Regions from separate parts of the Mus musculus genome. Here region 1 is linked to region 2. Evidence: chromatin loops called from intact Hi-C (ENCODE). Cell type or tissue: heart. All regions are shown on one strand. Each heading gives the region's core, and the rest is flanking DNA. Links, peaks and the distances in the headings are about the cores only. Region 1 holds the start of Kash5 (KASH domain containing 5). Region 2 holds the start of Prmt1 (protein arginine N-methyltransferase 1).

The links. Hi-C counts contacts between places; a loop is a spot of excess contacts. Peaks named below come from ENCODE experiments on the same cell type or tissue, not always from the same donor. Only the 100,000 strongest peaks of a DNase experiment are listed, where the experiment ranks them.
Region 1: a loop joins it to region 2, with 3 times the contacts of the local background. A loop is called at or near these places in 1 of 42 quality-filtered maps.

What each region holds. Positions count from the first base shown.
Region 1 is chr7:45,200,858-45,209,182 of GRCm38, forward strand. Kash5 (KASH domain containing 5) reads right to left here and starts at 4,035. Exons shown (of 20, transcript NM_201374.2): 1 at 3,735-4,035. The coding sequence starts at 3,846. It overlaps Dkkl1 (dickkopf-like 1), which reads right to left. Exons shown (of 5, transcript NM_015789.3): 5 at 6,668-7,041. The coding sequence ends at 6,733. In heart, for the core only: a CTCF peak has its summit at 6,206 (motif pointing right); a DNase peak (open chromatin) is centred at 3,774; H3K4me3 peaks cover 1,158 bases; H3K27ac peaks cover 1,962 bases; H3K27me3 peaks cover 865 bases.
Region 2 is chr7:44,979,196-44,987,520 of GRCm38, forward strand. It overlaps Prmt1 (protein arginine N-methyltransferase 1), which reads right to left and starts at 7,225. Exons shown (of 10, transcript NM_001252476.1): 1 at 7,088-7,225; 2 at 4,291-4,392; 3 at 2,543-2,698; 4 at 2,392-2,455; 5 at 188-330. The coding sequence starts at 7,123. Gm15545 (predicted gene 15545) reads left to right here and starts at 7,705. Exons shown (of 2, transcript NR_045266.1): 1 at 7,705-8,175. In heart, for the core only: CTCF peaks have their summits at 4,073 (motif pointing right) and 6,510 (motif pointing right); DNase peaks (open chromatin) are centred at 4,096, 5,396, 6,496, 7,516 and 2 weaker places; H3K4me3 peaks cover 3,419 bases; H3K27ac peaks cover 2,300 bases.

The sequences.
Region 1 (8,325 bases), core at 74-8,073, 220 kb after region 2:
CAGTGTGGCCTGGGCCAGCAGCTTTCTCTCCCCAAATCATGCTATATCGTCTAGCAGTCATCTAACCTGCATGCCATTTGGTAAAGTGGCCTGCTGCTCCTACTATGTCTCTGCTTGGGACTCTTGCCTTCCTGCCTCTTGTTCTCTGGAACATTTCACTCTATCTGGAGCTGACTACAGCCCAGCAGGCTCCCTCCCTGCCTGTAGGCAGACCATGGGGTCCTCTGTAGACTGCTGGCCTCCTAGTGCTCTTCCCTACTTCCAGTCACTTTTATCACTGAGTCACCTTCAATCTTTCACTGGTAGATTCTAGGCAAGTGCTCTACTATCAAATCCCAGGGCAGCTGCTTACTAATGATTAATACCTGTGTTCTACTGTTAAGCTACACACTCTGGCTCTCTTTGTATTTGGAAACAAAGCCACCCTAAGATGGCCAGGCTGGCCTTGAATTTGTGATCTCTTTGCCTTGGCAAGAATGTGCATGGCCGCCGGGCGGTGGTAGTGCACGCCTTTAATCCCAGCACTCAGGAGGCAGAGGCAGGCGGATTTCTGAGTTCGAGGCCAGCCTGGTCTACAGAGTGAGTTCCAGGACAGCCAGGGCTACACAGAGAAACCCTGTCTCGAAAAAACAAAACAAAACAAAACAAAACAAAACAACCCCAAAAAACAAAACAAACAAACAAAAAAAGAATGTGCATGGCCATCACCAGGCCTGCTTCTCACCCTTTTTTTTTTTTTTTTTTAAATGTGTTTTGTGATGTGGTGGAGGTCAGAAGAGGGCATCAGAGCACCTGGAACTGGAGAGAGAAGGTTGTGAGCTGGCATGTGCCATCTGAGAATCAAAACTTGGTCATTTGCAAAAGTAGTAAGTGTCTCAGTGGCTTCTTATTCTTTTCTTTTCCAAACAAAGAGTCTCTCTCTGGAGATCTGGCTGGCCTAACACTTGCCAGGAATACCAGCCTTGAACTCAAGAGATCCACCTGCTTCAGGGTGCTGGGACTAAAGGCATGTGCCCTCACGCTGACACACAGCAAGTTCTCTTAACCACCGGGCCTTCTCTCTAGGCTCTTCTCTGTTGAAAATCAACTCTGTTGTTTTTCTCCTCCACCAGCCATCTCCATGCTGCTCCCCCTTTTTAAAAATAAAATTTATTTATTTGTTTGTTTGTTTATTTATTTATATGAGTGCTCTATTTGCATGCATGCCTGCATGACAGAAGAAGGCATCAGATCCCATTACAGATGGTTGTGAGCCACCATGTGGTTGCTGGGAATTGAACTCAGTGCTCTTTACCACTGAGACATCTTTACAGACACTCCCAAGGCCTATATTTATGAGTGGGCTTGACTCTCACAGGCTTCTGTGGTCACAGGGACTCCCTCCTCTGCACCCTGACAGTGCTGTCCTGCCTCTATTACAGCCTGGCCAGTCACTTTTTTTTTTCTTCCCTGAGACAGGGTTTCTCTGTATAGCCCTGGCTGTCCTGGAACTCACTTTGTAGACCAGGCTGGCCTCGAACTCAGAAATCCAATCTGCCTGCCTCTGCCTCCCTAGTGCTGGCCACCACGCCCGACTGGCCAGTCACTTTCAGGAGAAAAGGAGGCACTGTCAGTAGTCCCTCTAGGGACTGGGGCCAAGGGTAGAGAGAGCCTGGGTTTCCTCCTGCTTGGCTCCCCTTTGTTTGTTTGGAACCCCTGCTCATCCCCTGCAAAAGCTAAGAAACCTCCTTTGCTCTTCTCCCCTCAACTCTGCCCACAAGGACAAAACTTGGGGCTAACACCTCTCCTCTCCACTTTCCAGCTATCCACCCATAAGTGCCAACCCCCCCCCCCCCCGCCCCCGGGGTCTCAGCTTTTGACCATGTAAGGACATAATCCCAGCCCCTAGCTGGCACGTTATCACTCCCCGTCTAAGCTTTATAAAACACCTTTGCTAAGCTTAGCCTGGATGTGTGACTTCACTGATCTCCACGTGTGAGGTGGGTGGAGGTTGATGCCTCCTCGTAAGCCCGCCTTAATCTATTTTGAATCTGGAGTGATCCAGCCTATATCTTTGTCACCGAAGGGGAGAGAAGCAGCCTCTCTCCCTTTCCTCAGGGAATGCAGCCATCACTCTGCCTTGCCTGTATTCCGGCAGCCGAATGTTTTCTGGAGACATTATTATCTGGCTTTTGGAGACAGGGACTTAGTAAATATATATTATGTAGCTTTAGCTGTAGTGGGCCTTCTGAAGCTGTGTAAAGCAGGCTGGTCTTCAGCTAGTGGGGATCCTCCTGCTGTCCATCTCAGAGGCTTTTAGAAGGCACCAGGGAAAGAAGAGGCTTTCTGAGACTCTTTCAAGGGGAAACTCGGACAAAATCTTGAGGAACAAGGGATATCAGGTGGCCAGTGAGTGTCTTGTGGGTTTTAAACATGGAGGAAGTCTGGAGGGGATCCCTGGACTAGAATTCAAGGGCTGCATTTCTGGGGTGTCACTAGATTTCAGAGTCCCCGGCGGAACTTGTAGGGCAACTACAGATTTCTAAAGTATCAGATAGGACTTGAACACCAAATCTCCACCAAGATTTCAGAGGAAAAGTCTCTGACAGGTTTTTGAGGGAGACTCTGATGGGATATCTAGAAGATCCTAGCGGCTGGCGTGGTGGGCTACACCTGTGATACCAGCACTCAGGAGGCTGAGGCAGCAGGATCCAAGGTTTTGAGTAGAGTCTGGGCAATTTACTGAAGCCCTAGAGAGTCCCTGGAGGGTAGCTTAGTCGTTAAGAGGACTAACAGTTTACTCTTCCAGATAGATATGGGTTGGAATCCCACTACACACATGTGAACTCCTCCTCATCTGCAATTTTAGTTCAGAGGGATACAAAACCACCTGGTCTCCACAGGCACATACCTGACACACATACAAACATGCCGGCAAAATACTCAAAAACAAACAAACAAACAAAAAACCCCAACAACAACAAAAACCAAAAACACCCAAACAAAAGCCAGGCAGTGGTGGTGCACACCTTTAATCCCAGCACGTGGGAACCAGAAGCACACAGGCCAGCCTGGTCTACAGAGAGAGTTCCAGGACAGTCAATGCTACACAAAGAAACCCTGTCTCAAAACAAAAACACCTACCCTACCCACAAAAACAAAATAGATTAAGTGTTAGGTTTCAAAAGTTCTAGAAGATTGCAGTTGGGCACATCTGGGAGAGCTGTAATCCTAAAACTGGGGAATGAGGATCATGAGGTCGTGGCCAGCCTGGGCAGCACTTGGAGGGTCTGTCTCAAACAAAAATAGAAAACAAGCAACAAAAAGCAACCGGAAGTTTCAAGAGTCTGACAGGATTGCCGAAGTTGCCACTAGAATTTTCCTGAGGAAGCCGGTCACGGTGGCGCACGCCTTTAATCCCAGCGCTCGGGAGGCAGAGGCAGGAGGATTTCGGAGTTCGAGGCCAGCCTGGTCTACAGAGTGAGTTCCAGGTCAGCCAGGGCTACACAGAGAAACCTTGTCTCAAAACTTGGGGCGTTTTTGAAGGAGCTGGCAGGTGATGTTACCGGGGAACCTGCCATGAAAGTCGCCACAGGCAGGGCGTACCTGGAGTCGGGACTCAGTTGAGGGACACCAGCGACGAACGGCGGTTGCGAATGTCACGGAAGAGGCGTGTTCACACGCGCCTTTTCCCGCCAGAAATGCAAATGAGCCGGCCTCCTGCAAGTCCCGCCCTCTCAGGCTCTTGTACTCACGCAAGCGCACTCCGAGTGGATGGCGCCCGGGTCTCTCCTTACGAAGACCCTTGAGCTGGCGCATGCGTAGAGCTTCTCGGGAGGATAGGCTGGACCTGAGGATCGAGTGCATGCGCACTAGTGGGGCTAGCGGTGATGGCGCGATATTATCGGCAGCTTTCTTCTGCGGTACAAAAATCCTTTCCTTCTGCTTGACAAAATAGGGCCAAGCAGGAGAGAGTTCAACCGAAGGACTCCCTGTTCATCCTTTTCTTCTTGTCAGTCTTTGAACCAAGTTCTTTCTTTTGGGTCTGGCTCGCCCGCCACTGTCACAATGATGCGCAGTCTGGTCCAGCCTCACTTCCGCTCCATTCCCTCCCCCCCCCCCGCCCCCCGCATTAATAGGTACCCAAGCTGTTTTCCCAAACTATTATAGTTTCTACTTACTGCTTAGCTATGTAGCCCAGGATGGCTTCGGACTTGAAGCAATCACCCTGCCTCAGTCCATGCCTGTGGACTATTCGAACTTTTTTATTATTAAGGGTCCAACAGCCGGGCGTGGTGGTGCACGCCTTTAATCCCAGCACTTGGGAGGCAGAGGCAGGCAGATTTCTGAGTTCGAGGCCAGCCTGGTCTACAAAGTGAGTGCCAGGTCAGCCAGGGCTACACAGAGAAACCCTGTCTCGAAAAAGCCAAAAAAAAAAAAAAAAAAAAACCAAACCAAAAAAGAGTAAAGACACTTGCCACCCATCCCGGTGATCGATCTGAGAAGAATCCCCAGGACCCACATGGTGCAAGGAGGGCCCCTGAATTCCACATGCAGACCCTATCATGTTCACTTTCCTACCCCTTGCTGTTTAAAAACACATGCATGTAATGATAAGGACTGGGCATGTAGCTCAGGGGTACGGTGTTTGACTGAGGGTGCCCTCATTCAATCCCTAGGGCCTAGTGAATTGGGCAGGGTAGTGTACCAGTACTCGGGAGGTAGAGGCAAAAAGTGCAAGGTCTTTCTCACCTTACTGACCATCAGACCCTGTGTGTGCTGTTTAGTTTTTTGTTGCCTTGACAAAAGCCAGAGTCATCTGAAAACCTCAACTGAAAAGTTACCCTGTCAGTAGGCAAGCCTGTGGGGATATTTTCTTGGTTAATGAGTGATGTGGATGGCAGCCCACTGTGGGCAAGACCACCCCTGGGAAGGTGCTTCTGGGTTGTATGAAAAAAAACAAAACAAAACCCTGAGCAAGCTTCAGTTCCTCCTTCGAGCCCCTACCCTGCCTCTTCTCTGTGATGGACTGTGATCTATCACAAGATGAAATAGACTCCCCAAGTTGTTTTTGATCATGGTGCTCACCCCAAGTTGTTTTTGATCGTGGTGCTCACGCACCGCAGCAGTAGAAAGCAAACTAGGACGCCTGGTCTAGATGAAAGGTCTGCCGGGTGTTTTCAGGACAACTTGTGGTGCATTCTGGACCCTGTTAGCTTTGTCCCTATTATCAACATCCATTCCTGGGGCTGGAAACATAGACCACTGTTTAAGAGCAATGGATGTTTTTCCAGAACACCTGAGATGGATTCCCAGCATCCACATTGCAGGCCACTCAGGACACAGAAGCAGGGAGTTTGACTGGGCTTATCCCATACTGCCTCTGGGGTGGATGCTGGGCTGTAAGGAAGTGACATTGCTCCCAGGGTGGGAAAGCCAGAGCTCCTTCTGGGGTCCCAGGCCTGTGACAAGGCCAGGGTTGTGGGGTTCTCAGACTCTTGGAAATCCTGGCACGGCTGGGAGTCCTGGAAGAGCAGGGGCCTGAGGTCTGGGGACAGCATCTAGCCTGGAGCCTGGGGCAGGGGTTGGGGGAGAAGGGGAACTCCAGCTAGTCTCACAGGGATTATTGTCCTTATCTTGGTAAGGGAAGGAGGTTGTGACTGGGAGCGCAGAGAAGCCTTCTATGGGGGAGTGGGTTGTGGCTCTGAAGGTGAAGGCCTTCTTCATGGCTCCCACAGCAGATCTTGATGAAAAGAGACAGTCTATGATTCTAAACAGTTTATTGTCATGGCGGAAAATGGATGTGTAAAATCATACCTCAAACTCAGAAATCCGCCTGCCTTTGCCTCCCGAGTGCTGGGATTAATGGCATGCGCCACCATGCCCAGCTTGACACATTTATGTGCGAAGCATGGCATGTGTTCCAAGTCAGGAGTCTGTGGGTGGGGTGGGGGAGCAGGGAGTCGCCTAAGCCTCAGGTGTGCACAGAGTCTCTGGGTCTGAACTTGCTATGCCTAACTGAATTTCCTGGCATGGTTTTATGCCCCACGCATGTGGCAGCTCACAGGGTCTATAACTCCACCCCCAGCAGATCTGATTCCCTTTTCTGGTCTCCAGGCACAAATATGGTGCACAGACACACATGCCAACAAAATTTTTATACATATAAATTTAAAATAATAACTTTTTAAAAAAGAATTATTTTATGTCTATGAATACCTTGTTGCTATCTTCAGACACACCAGAAGAGGGCATTAGATACCATTACAGATGGTGGTGAGCTACCATGTGGTTTCTGGGAATTGAACTCAGGACCTCTGGAAGGGCAGCCAGTGCTCTTAACTGCTAAGCCATCTCTCCAGCCCCCATAATATTAATTTTTCAATATTTGCTTTCCCTTTTGTGAGATCTTGAGTAATTTTGTAAAATCTAAAAAATATATATTTTGGTGGCTGGGGTGGCTCAGCAATGTGCTTTAAAGACTTGGGATGGCAGACAGGGTGGATCAATGGTTTCGGAACCAGGTGTATCATGGTGCTACAGGAGATCCAGCTGCCCAACCAAGAGGCCATGTTCTGAATGAGATGTAAGGAAGAGCTGGCACAGCCATTGTCAGCACTGAGTGTATGTGTAGGATGGAGTCGTTATTCTGGCCTGTTTGGGAAGAGATACCAAAAGGAGATTGAGCTAGATGTAAGAAAACCTTTATTTCCATATGGTGTTGGGGTAGGGTGTGGGACATCTGGTCCCCACTTACAGCTGTTGGGATGGCCTGAGGATGTAGAGAAAGTGTGTCTTTCTGACAGGCAGCTTGGCGTGTTGGGGGATATGGACCCCATCCTCCAGGCTGTCCTCACGGGCGCCTCCACGGAGCCCATCCCGGATGGCCTGCATGCGATGTCGCTTTTCTATGAGCCAGCGGCCTCCATCCTGGACATCGGGCTGGGTCCTCCGCCTTGGCATCTTCATGATCCAGAAAGCCACCTGCCGGGGCTCTGGGTGCAAGCTGTCGGTGACCTTCTGCACAGGCACCGGGGGCTCTTTTGCTTCTACTTTGGGAACCTGGGAATGAGGCACGGGGAGCTCCTCAGATGCCGCACAGCGCATCCAAGATGTTTGGTCTCCACTGGGCCATCTCAACCTCCATTACAGCTCACTTGCTGCTTAAAAAACCCTTTTTAGGCAGACAGTTCTGTTTTCTGTCTGGCCTGCTGCATTCTTGTGTATTAAATTTATTATTTAAGATTTGTTTATTTTCATGTGCATGGGTGTTTTGCCTGCATGTGTGTCTGTGAGGGGGTGCCAGATCCCTGGAACTGGAGGTAGAGACAGTTGTGAGCTGCCACTTTGATGCTGGGAATTGAACCTGGATCCTTTGGAAGAGCAGTCAGTGCTCTTAACTGCTGAGCCATCTTTCCAGCACCAAAATTTGATTATTTTTAAACTTCCACGGTTGCCTAAGAGATTATTTCATCTATGTTTACCTGGTGTGCCTGAGCGTTGAGTGTGTGCACCATTTACATGCATTATTAGTGTCTCTGCAGAAGATATTCTTTGGATTCCTAACACCCATGGTAAGTATCTCACAGGCTCCATTAAGTCCAGCTCTCGGGGAATCTGATGCCCTCTTCTGGCCATTGTGTGTACCTGCACTCATGTGCTAACAATTTTTAAAAATTAAAAAAAATTTTTTTTTGAAAGAAAGAAAGAAAGCAAGCAAGAAAGCAAGCATTCGCTGGACAGTGGTGGTGCACGCACGCCTTTACTCCCCCACACTCAAGAGGCAGAGGCAGGAGGGTCTCTGTGAGTTTGAGGGTAGCCAGGGTTACATAGAAAAACTATCTTGGAAAAAAACAAAACAAAACAAAACAAAAATTAAACAAAAACAAATGATAAATTTGGTGCGATGGTTCACATTTAGAATCCCCGCATTTGGGAGGTGGCCAAGTATTGGATCACCCTGAGTCAAAAGCCTTAAGTTTTGCCAGGAATGGTACTGCAGGCCTTTAAACTCACTTAGGAGGCAGGGGCAGGCAGATCTTAGAGTTGGAGGACAGCCTGGACTACAAAGCAAGTTCTAGGATAGCCAGGGCTACAGAGAGTGATCCCATCTCTAACAACCAAAACCAAAACCTAAACCAAACCACCCAAACCAAAGTAAAGCCAAACAAAAAACCTGGTGTGTCACCATTCCTGGTGTGTCACCATTCCTGGTGTGTCACCATTCCTGGTTGCCTATGCCAAATTCCTGTTCTGAAATTACCCTGATTTCAGTTGGGCCTGATGGTTCAGGCATGTTTTCCCAGCTACCTGTAGGTTGAGGCAGGGACATTGACAATTCAGAGC
Region 2 (8,325 bases), core at 256-8,255:
CCCCTTCCCCCCAGTACGCGCTCTCCTGGCGTAAGGACTCTGCACTGGCCTTCTTCAAGTCAGTTCCTCTGCCATTCCTTTGGTCCCTTCTCCCTGGGAAGGCCTCATCCACAGAAACACTTGGTGGCACCCTATTTGCTGCTCTAACTCCTTAGCCTGGGGCGCCCATCCAAGGCGTATGGCTCACCAGCCACTTGTCCCGAGCGTGCAGCACGGTGTTGAGCATGGACTCGTAGAAGAGGCAGTAACCCATCCACTCGCTGATGATGATGTCCACCTTCTCCACGGGCAGCTCCACCTCCTCCACCTTGCCCTTGATGATGGTCACCACTGCACCCACAGGAATGGCATGCCAGTCACGGGGAGGGCTGGCCCAGATGGTTCCAGACACCCACAGAGGACTCTGGTCCAAGGGCAGGCACCCTGTCTCTCTTTTCAAACTGTCTCACTATGTAGTCCTGGAACTTGCTATGTAGACCAGGCTGGCCACAAACCCAGAGATCTGCCTGCCTCTGTCCCCCAGCACTGGGGATAAAAGGTTAAAACACCAGGTCCGTCCTAAAGCACAAGGGTAGCACAGCAACAGTTTCAGGTTCTGTCTGCGGGTCTAGGAGTAGCTCTGCTGCGAGCCCAAGTTTAACATTCTCCAGGTCTGGGTTTGTTTCCTCCCCTAGCAGTGCTCAGGTGAAATACATTTTTCTATTCAGTAAGTGAAGCAGTAAGTAATAATGGTGTAGACACAACTGTAAAACGAGGCCAGTAGGTTAGGATGCTTGCAACCAAGTGGGATGACCTGAATCTCACCCCCAGGGTAGAATGAGATCTATCCTCTGACCTCTACATGTGCCCCACCCAATAAAAATAGAAAGCATTTCAATGAAACAAAATAAAACAAAACTATCATAGCCAGCCAGGCCTGGTGGCACAGGCCTGTCACTCCAGCTACTTAGGAGGCTGACACTCAAGGACTGAAGTTCAAAGCCTACTTGGGCTACAATAAGAAACCCTGTCTTGGGCTGGAGAGATGGCTCAGTGGTTAAGAGCACTGACTGCTCTTCCAGAGGTCCTGAGTTCAATTCTCAGCAAACACCCAGTGGGTCACAACCATCTATAATGGGATCTGATGCCTTGTTCTGGTGTTTCTGAGGATAGACACAGCTCACTTACACAGATAAAATAAACAAATAAATCAAAAAGAAAACAAAAACCAAAACAAACAAAAACCCTGTTTCAAATACAAAGAAAGCTGTCCAACTGGCTTGGCGGGAGGGCCAAGGCTCCAAACAAGCGTGTGCTAGCTCACAGGCCTGTTGCTTCAGTTGCAGATCATCTCTTGTTGGGGCAGTACAAAAACTCCTACTAAAGAAAGCACTATCGCCCGGATGGGTGCCAGGCCGCACCTTCCCATGCCTGCCTCTGCCCTTGGAGACTGTGGCACCAGTGCTCATCTACTCTCAACTGTCTTCTCACAGGTTTTCCTTTTTTTGTAGCCTGTCCTGGCCCTCAGGCTCCCAGGGATGGGATGATGGGACACAAGACCTCCAGGGCCTTCAGTTTAGACCTGCTCCATCTTTTATAATGCTAAGTATAACCAGGTACACACCTTTAATCCCAGCACTTGGGAGGCACAAGCAGGAGGATCTCTGAGTTCAAGGCCAGCCTGGCTACATGGTGGGTTCTAGGACAGCCAAAGCTACACAGCGAGGCCTACTCTTGAGAGGAAAACAAGAGTTTAACTGCATGGAAAACTAGTTTGTTTAATCCAAGCACTCGGGAGGCAGAGGCAGGCGGATTTCTGAGTTCAAGGCCAGCCTGGTCTACAAAGTGAGTTCCAGGACAGCCAGGGCTGTACAGAGAAACCCCTGTCTCGAAAAACCAAAACCAAGAAAACCCCCAAAAACCTAGTTTGGTTTGAAATGACACCTCAGGCAGACTAAAGGCCTTCAATGTGTACACATAAGCACAGGACAAAGCCTGTGGTGGGACCAAGTGCACAACCTTTGTGTGGGAACTGTAGAGCGGCAGGCCTGTGGTAAGCAAGCTTCCAGCTGCACACCCAGCCGTGCGGTGGGTGCACGGGCAGCAGTTGTGGGGTTCTCAGGAAGGTAATGCCAGTCATGCCAGAGTGGGGGCTGCTGGGGAGAATTCTTGACAGGCCCTGGATGTGACAACTGAGGGATGGGAAACCCTCGCACAAGGGAAGCTCTAATCTTGAGCACAGTCACCAAAGATCCCCATGCAAAACCCTAAAGTTCGAGGCCCAACGTCCTGACATCCAGACTCAGCGTTCCCGAACGTGAAGGAGCCACCAGTTGTCCACTGTGGTCTCTTAACTCTTCACTGAGGCGTCCAAGAAGGTGCCTGTTCCTCCAGACCCCCCCTCCTGCTCACCATGGTCTAACTTGTTGGCTTTGACAATCTTCACAGCATAATCGGAGATACTGGAACACTCAATCTAAGGCAGGAAGAAGGAGGGTGAGACAGAGTCCAGTCCATGCCCTCTCCAGCTCCTAACCAGCCCGCCCACTGCAGTAGGACTTACCCCAATAACCTTGCGGGCCCCCGCCTTGGCAGCAAACATGCAGAGGATGCCAGTGCCTGAGCCCACATCCAGCACCACCTTGTCTTTGAAGAGATGCCGATTGTGAAACATGGAGTTGCGGTATGTGAGGGTGCGCACCTCATCCTTCAGCATCTCCTGGACAGGGAACCAGAGACAGAGGACCAGAGTGAGGGGACACACAAGGCACGCATGCCACCACCACACTGACGGTGAGCAAGGCTCAGAGGACCCCTTTCCCTTCCGGGCGCTTCTTTTGCAGTGAACACCTACACTGGCCAGGTTTTATCAGTGCCGTCCTTGCCCGAGCCAGGGGTGAATCAGGACGCTGAAACAGGAAGGTCCTGGGTACAAGGCCAGCCCTTAGATCACCAAAATGAACCTTGGTACTGGCCTGGCAGGCTCACACAAATTAAAATGGAGTAAGCAGACAGCCGAGTAGCAAGGAGGTCGATTGACCCTTGACATCACCTCTCAGATTCCAGCCACCTTGTTTTCTGACATGGTGTCTGAGACCTGGGTAGCTGGACCATTAGGTTAGGCTAATGAGCCCAGTGATCAACCTGCTTCTGCCTACTCAGAGCTGAGCTATACAAGCATACACCACCACGCTCGGTGTTCTGGAAGTTATCATGCACGCAGCAGGAACATGGAAGTCAGAAGACACTGTCCATCCTCCATCCAGGGATCTCTTGTATGGCAAGCACTCCTTTCTGCTTGTGTGGCAAGTACCTTTACCCATTGAGCCACTGCCAGTTCTTTTTTTTTTTTTTTTTTTTTTTTTAATTATTTATTTATTTATTATATGTAAGTACACTGTAGCTGTCTTCAGACACTCCAGAAGAGGGCGTCAGATCTTGTTACAGATGGTTGTGAGCCACCATGTGGTTGCTGGGATTTGAACTCCGGACCTTCGGAAGAGCAGTCAGGTGCTCTTACCCACTGAGCCATCTCACCAGCCCGCCACTGCCAGTTCTAAGTGGGTTTTGGGGATTAAACCCTGAAACCCAACCGGGCGTGGTGGCGCATGCCTTTAATCCCAGCACTCGGGAGGCAGAGGTAGGTGGATTTCTGAGTTCAAGGCCAGCCTGGTCTACAAAGTGAGCTCCAGGACAGCCAGAGCTATAAAGAGAAACCCTGTCTCGAAAAACCAAAAAAAAAAAAAAAAAAAAACCTGAAACCCATGCTTGCATGGCAAGCCCTTTAATAACTGGGGTACGTCCCTAGGCCTCCAAAAGCTCAATTATTTTATGCAAATTTTCCAATTTTTTCCCCATTTATGATGCTGGGGATGGAGGCCACTATCCAGCACGTGCTAAGCAACTACTCCGCCACTTTGCCCCAATCCCAGCCTCTAGTAGTTTTTTTGTTGTTGTTGTTTTTAAAGCCCCATGGAAAAAAGACGAGGATTCTTTAGAATGTCATTTGATTTGCACCAAGTCCTGTCTCCTTTATCAAAAAGGGTTGTAGTGCAGCATGAGCCATGGACGCAGCCCCACTGCCAGTCACTAGAGGGCGCCAGAGACAGACAGGGCCGGACCTCATCCCTAGGTCTGTGGTACACTGGGGCAGGAAGCACTTGCACTGGCTTCTGGAGAGATGGAAGAATTCAGTCTTCAAAAGTGGACCAGGGGCAGAAAGGGAGCAGTGAACGTGCTGAGACACTCAGAGCCCTGTCTGGTCTTGTGGTCCTTCAGTCCATACTGGCTGTAGGGTCAGTCTCTACTCACCTCGTGGATGCCAAAGTGGGCATAGGAGTCAAAGTAGTAGTCTTTGGATGTCATGTCCTCAGCGTTGGGCTTCTCACTACTTTCTGCTTGGCCACAGGAAACCTAGAAGAGGGGGAGTGGCAAAGGGTCAAAGGTGGGTTCCCCAGAGTCTCCTCAACCTGCAAAAAGCCCCTCATCATACCAGGACAACCCTCCAGCCCCCTCCAGCATCTTTCTTCCCCAGGTCATGTTTCCACTTCCAGGACCCACCCAGAGCACCATCCAGGGAGCAGCCGCCTCGCCTACCATCTCTCCAGGCTCTATGGCCTGTCTCTAGCTCAGCCCACAGCTGGGGAGGGAGGGAGAGAGGGCAGAGCCAGGGCAGACACATGGAAGGGCAGGGGAGGAGGGCTGGAGATGGAGTTAAGGAAGCAGCCATGGTTCTGGGGAAGCCAGCTGGGGCCAGGAAGGGCTCTGTCCTAAGGGGTTAGGGGGCACAGCAGAGGAAACTGGTTGGAAGCAAGAGGACGGTTAGACCTCTTGGGGAGCCAGATGTATAGCAAGTAAGCTTATGTGGAAGTGGGCTGGGTGGGGGTCTCACAAAAGGATATTTACTTCTTCAAGAGGCGGCTGGAGGCTCATCCCATTAGCCAAGGTGGCTACAAAATTCTAGGAGAGAGTAACAGGGAAAAAGGATTAGCTACGGGGTGATTGGGGAAGGCCTTTGGGGCGGTGAGTGGTTTGTAGGTTGGCTTTGCCTGGGCAAGGAAGGGAGTGTGTGTGTGAGCAGGGACAAGCAATGAGGGAGGCTGTGATCGGGTAGAGAAGGATAGGAAGGAGGGAAGGGAAGGTCTCCTGTCCCAGCTGTTGGCTGAAGAGATGGTGGCCTGCCCCCTGTTGTCCTTCTTTGGTCCAATGACTGGCCATACACACCTACCCCATCTAGGCCACAAGACCCAATACTTGCCAGGGCACATGGGCACTGCCCAGCTGTTGCTCCCCTTCACTACCTAATCCCCCCCCAAGAGATTAGGTGACATTTCCTGACACACATGCCAGGCTGAAGTGCCATGAATAAACTGGAGGGAGGGGTAGGAAGGGAAGGGTGCTGTCGCCTGTCCTAAGAGGATTCCATTAGAGAGACGTAGCACACCACCAAAGCAGCAGGCATACCACCAACTCACACCCACACCAACACACAGAGGCAACCTGACCTCTTTGGTTTCCCTGCCTTTCTGAGGAGGTATCATATATGCCTTGGAAAACTGGGTCCAGCCCATTCCCCACCTCACCTGGGTTCCCACACTGGAACAGCCTTTTCTTTTCTCTGTCCACAAGTCCCAGGGCCCAGGGTCACCATAGTGACCCTGTAGGCTAACTGATCCCTATTTATGGCAGATTTCCCAGCAACTGACCTTCCCCTCCAGAGAACTTGAAGAGGTATGGGCCCCATCAAATTAAATACCATCAATGACTGCCACCCAAGGCTTCCAGAGAAACGTCACAACCTAACCAAGCTCTCAGCTCCCCACAGCCTGGGAGGTGAGATTCCCACGTGGGCCCCACTTTTTCAATAGTACAGACGGACACCAGAAGGTTGACAAATGACTGAAGAGAGCTTGAAACCCATGTCTAGGACCTGCCTTACAAGCCTGATGATGAGCTACTCAGAAGTCAAAAGAAAATGGCAAGTTCAAGGCCATACTCAGCTACAGGGTGAGTTCAAGGCCAAGCACATTTTTTTTTTTGAGGCAGGGTTTCTCTGTGTAGCCCTGGCTGTCCTGGAACTCACTCTGTAGACCAGGCTGTCCTTCAACTCAGAAATCTGCCTGCCTCTGCCTCCCAAGTGCTGGGATCAAAGGCGTGCGCCACCACCGCCAGGCTCAGGCACATTTGTTTAATTAAACTAAGTAAAAAGTAGACTGAGGAATACAGCTTAGGATCGAACAATCAACGATAAGCAGGTAAGCAAGGCAGATGCTAGAATTTCATTCTGTTTTGGGGGGAAATTAGGCAAAAAGGCGGAAATGTTCAAAAAGGGGTCCCTTGCCACATTCAAGTTGGTAAAAATGGAGCTCTGTGGAGGTTAAGGCCCATGGCCATCCGAACTCCTTTATCCCCCACCACTGACCTCTGACTATCCATCCACCCGAGGGCCCTCCCATGAAGGGGTGGGCTTGGGCCACGCCCCATGAAAAAAGACGCCCCTCTCACACGCCCATAGTGACCACGAGGGGGTGCCCGGCGACGGATCCGGATCTCCTCGGATGAGATTCCCCACCATCTCCTTAAAGAGAGGTCACAGGGCTATGCCCATCCCCCCCCCCCCCCCCCCCCGCTGCACAAGGCTAACACAGAGTTGGGGAAAGGGAGGCTGGGGACTGATGTTCTCAGGCCCCACGCGGGTGCAAAGAGCCCGGGCTGCATGGACATCCACAGCCGAGCCAGGGAGAGCGGGTGGCAACCCCTGGACCCCTTGAGTGCAGCCCAGGTCATCGGGCTGGGGGCGGGGCCTTTGTCCTGCACGTGGAGCCCACGGGGCCCCTCGAGGCGGCACACCCCCCTCCCCACGCTACTCTGCGAGACCACGTGCGGCCCGGCTGGAAGCGCCCCCGGCCCGCGACCACGTGCGACAGTCCTCGGCTCGGCTGCGGGTCCCAAAGCACCGAAAGCCGAGATCTCTCCCGTCACGATCGAACACATCCCCCGATGCGGACCAACGCGAAGCCAGGCACATCAAAAGGCCCCGTCCCCACAGTTCAGGCCGTGGGCCACCCGTCTCGCGCCGCCCCCGGGCCTAAAGAGCCCAGCTACTCACCTCCATGATGCAGTTCGCGGCCTCGGCTGCCGCCATCTTCACCCGAGTCCTCCGGCCTCCGAGACCCCCCCCTCTCTCTTTTCTCCCCCCGGCTCGACCGGGGACCGCCTTTTACCAGAGGGTCCTCAGCCCAGCCCCCGATACCCCGCCATAAGTTCTCATTGGTCTGTAAAGCCGTCCATCTGAGAGCTTCATATTTCAATTGGATGACAGACACGCCTATCAAACATAAAGTGCCCGCCCCCCTAGCGTTTAAAGGCCCGCCCCCTCCTGTCCGCTAGGAAGAGAACAACTGCCTGTCTGTCTCACCCAGCACGTGTGACGATTGGGTAAAATTCACCAGATCTTCCCGCCCCTTTCTGGCCAGCTCCGCCCTGGAGCTTCCCGGCGGGCTCCGCGCTAAGCGGACGTCTAGAAACTGACTTGTCTATCATTAAGCTAATCCCCTCCTCCCTCGTTGATATTGGCTGAGCCAAAGGTGACGTTCGCGGCTCTAACGCCACCCTGTTTAAGCGACAGGCCTAGAAGAAGAGGGGCCATTGGCCCATAAGGAAGCAGGCAGAGCTTTGGGCAGCAGCAACTGGCTCTTAGGAATGTCAATCATCACCATTCTGTGGATTCCTCTCCCCCATACCCCCTACCCCGGTCTTGGATGTTTTCTGGAGGAACTGGGGAGCGTGGGCGCGTTAAGTTATAGGGAAAACCCCAATTCCTGAGACGTGGATGAGGGCGCATTCTAGTCTGTGATTCCGAAACCAGCCATGATTCGCTGTGAGCTTCCCACCCCTGTGCTGGAAGGCGCCAAGTTCTGAACACCTGTGGCCTCCTCGTGGCCTCCAGGTCCTCTGCGGGAAACACCCAGCGTCCTTTGTCTGACCAACTCCTACACGTCAATCACCGGCAATTCGGACGCCACCTCTTCCAGGAAATTTCCCTGAATCTGCAGAAAGTTACTCCTTCCCTGAGGATGGATGTCAGTTGCTGGATTCGTGAACCTTCCCTTTGCCTTCAGTCCCACCAGTCTATGGTCCAAACATAAGATCCTTTAAACTCCCGTATGAGCCCTCCAGTGGGAGCTTCCGCATAAGGTACGCGAGCACATCTGACCTGTTTCCTTCCAACGCCTAACACTTACTTTGTATAGTGTGAGCATGCATTCGTGTGTGCCTTGCACGTATGGAGGTCACAAAGCAATGAACAGGAGTCCTTTCTCCCACGATGTGAGTGTAGGGAATTGA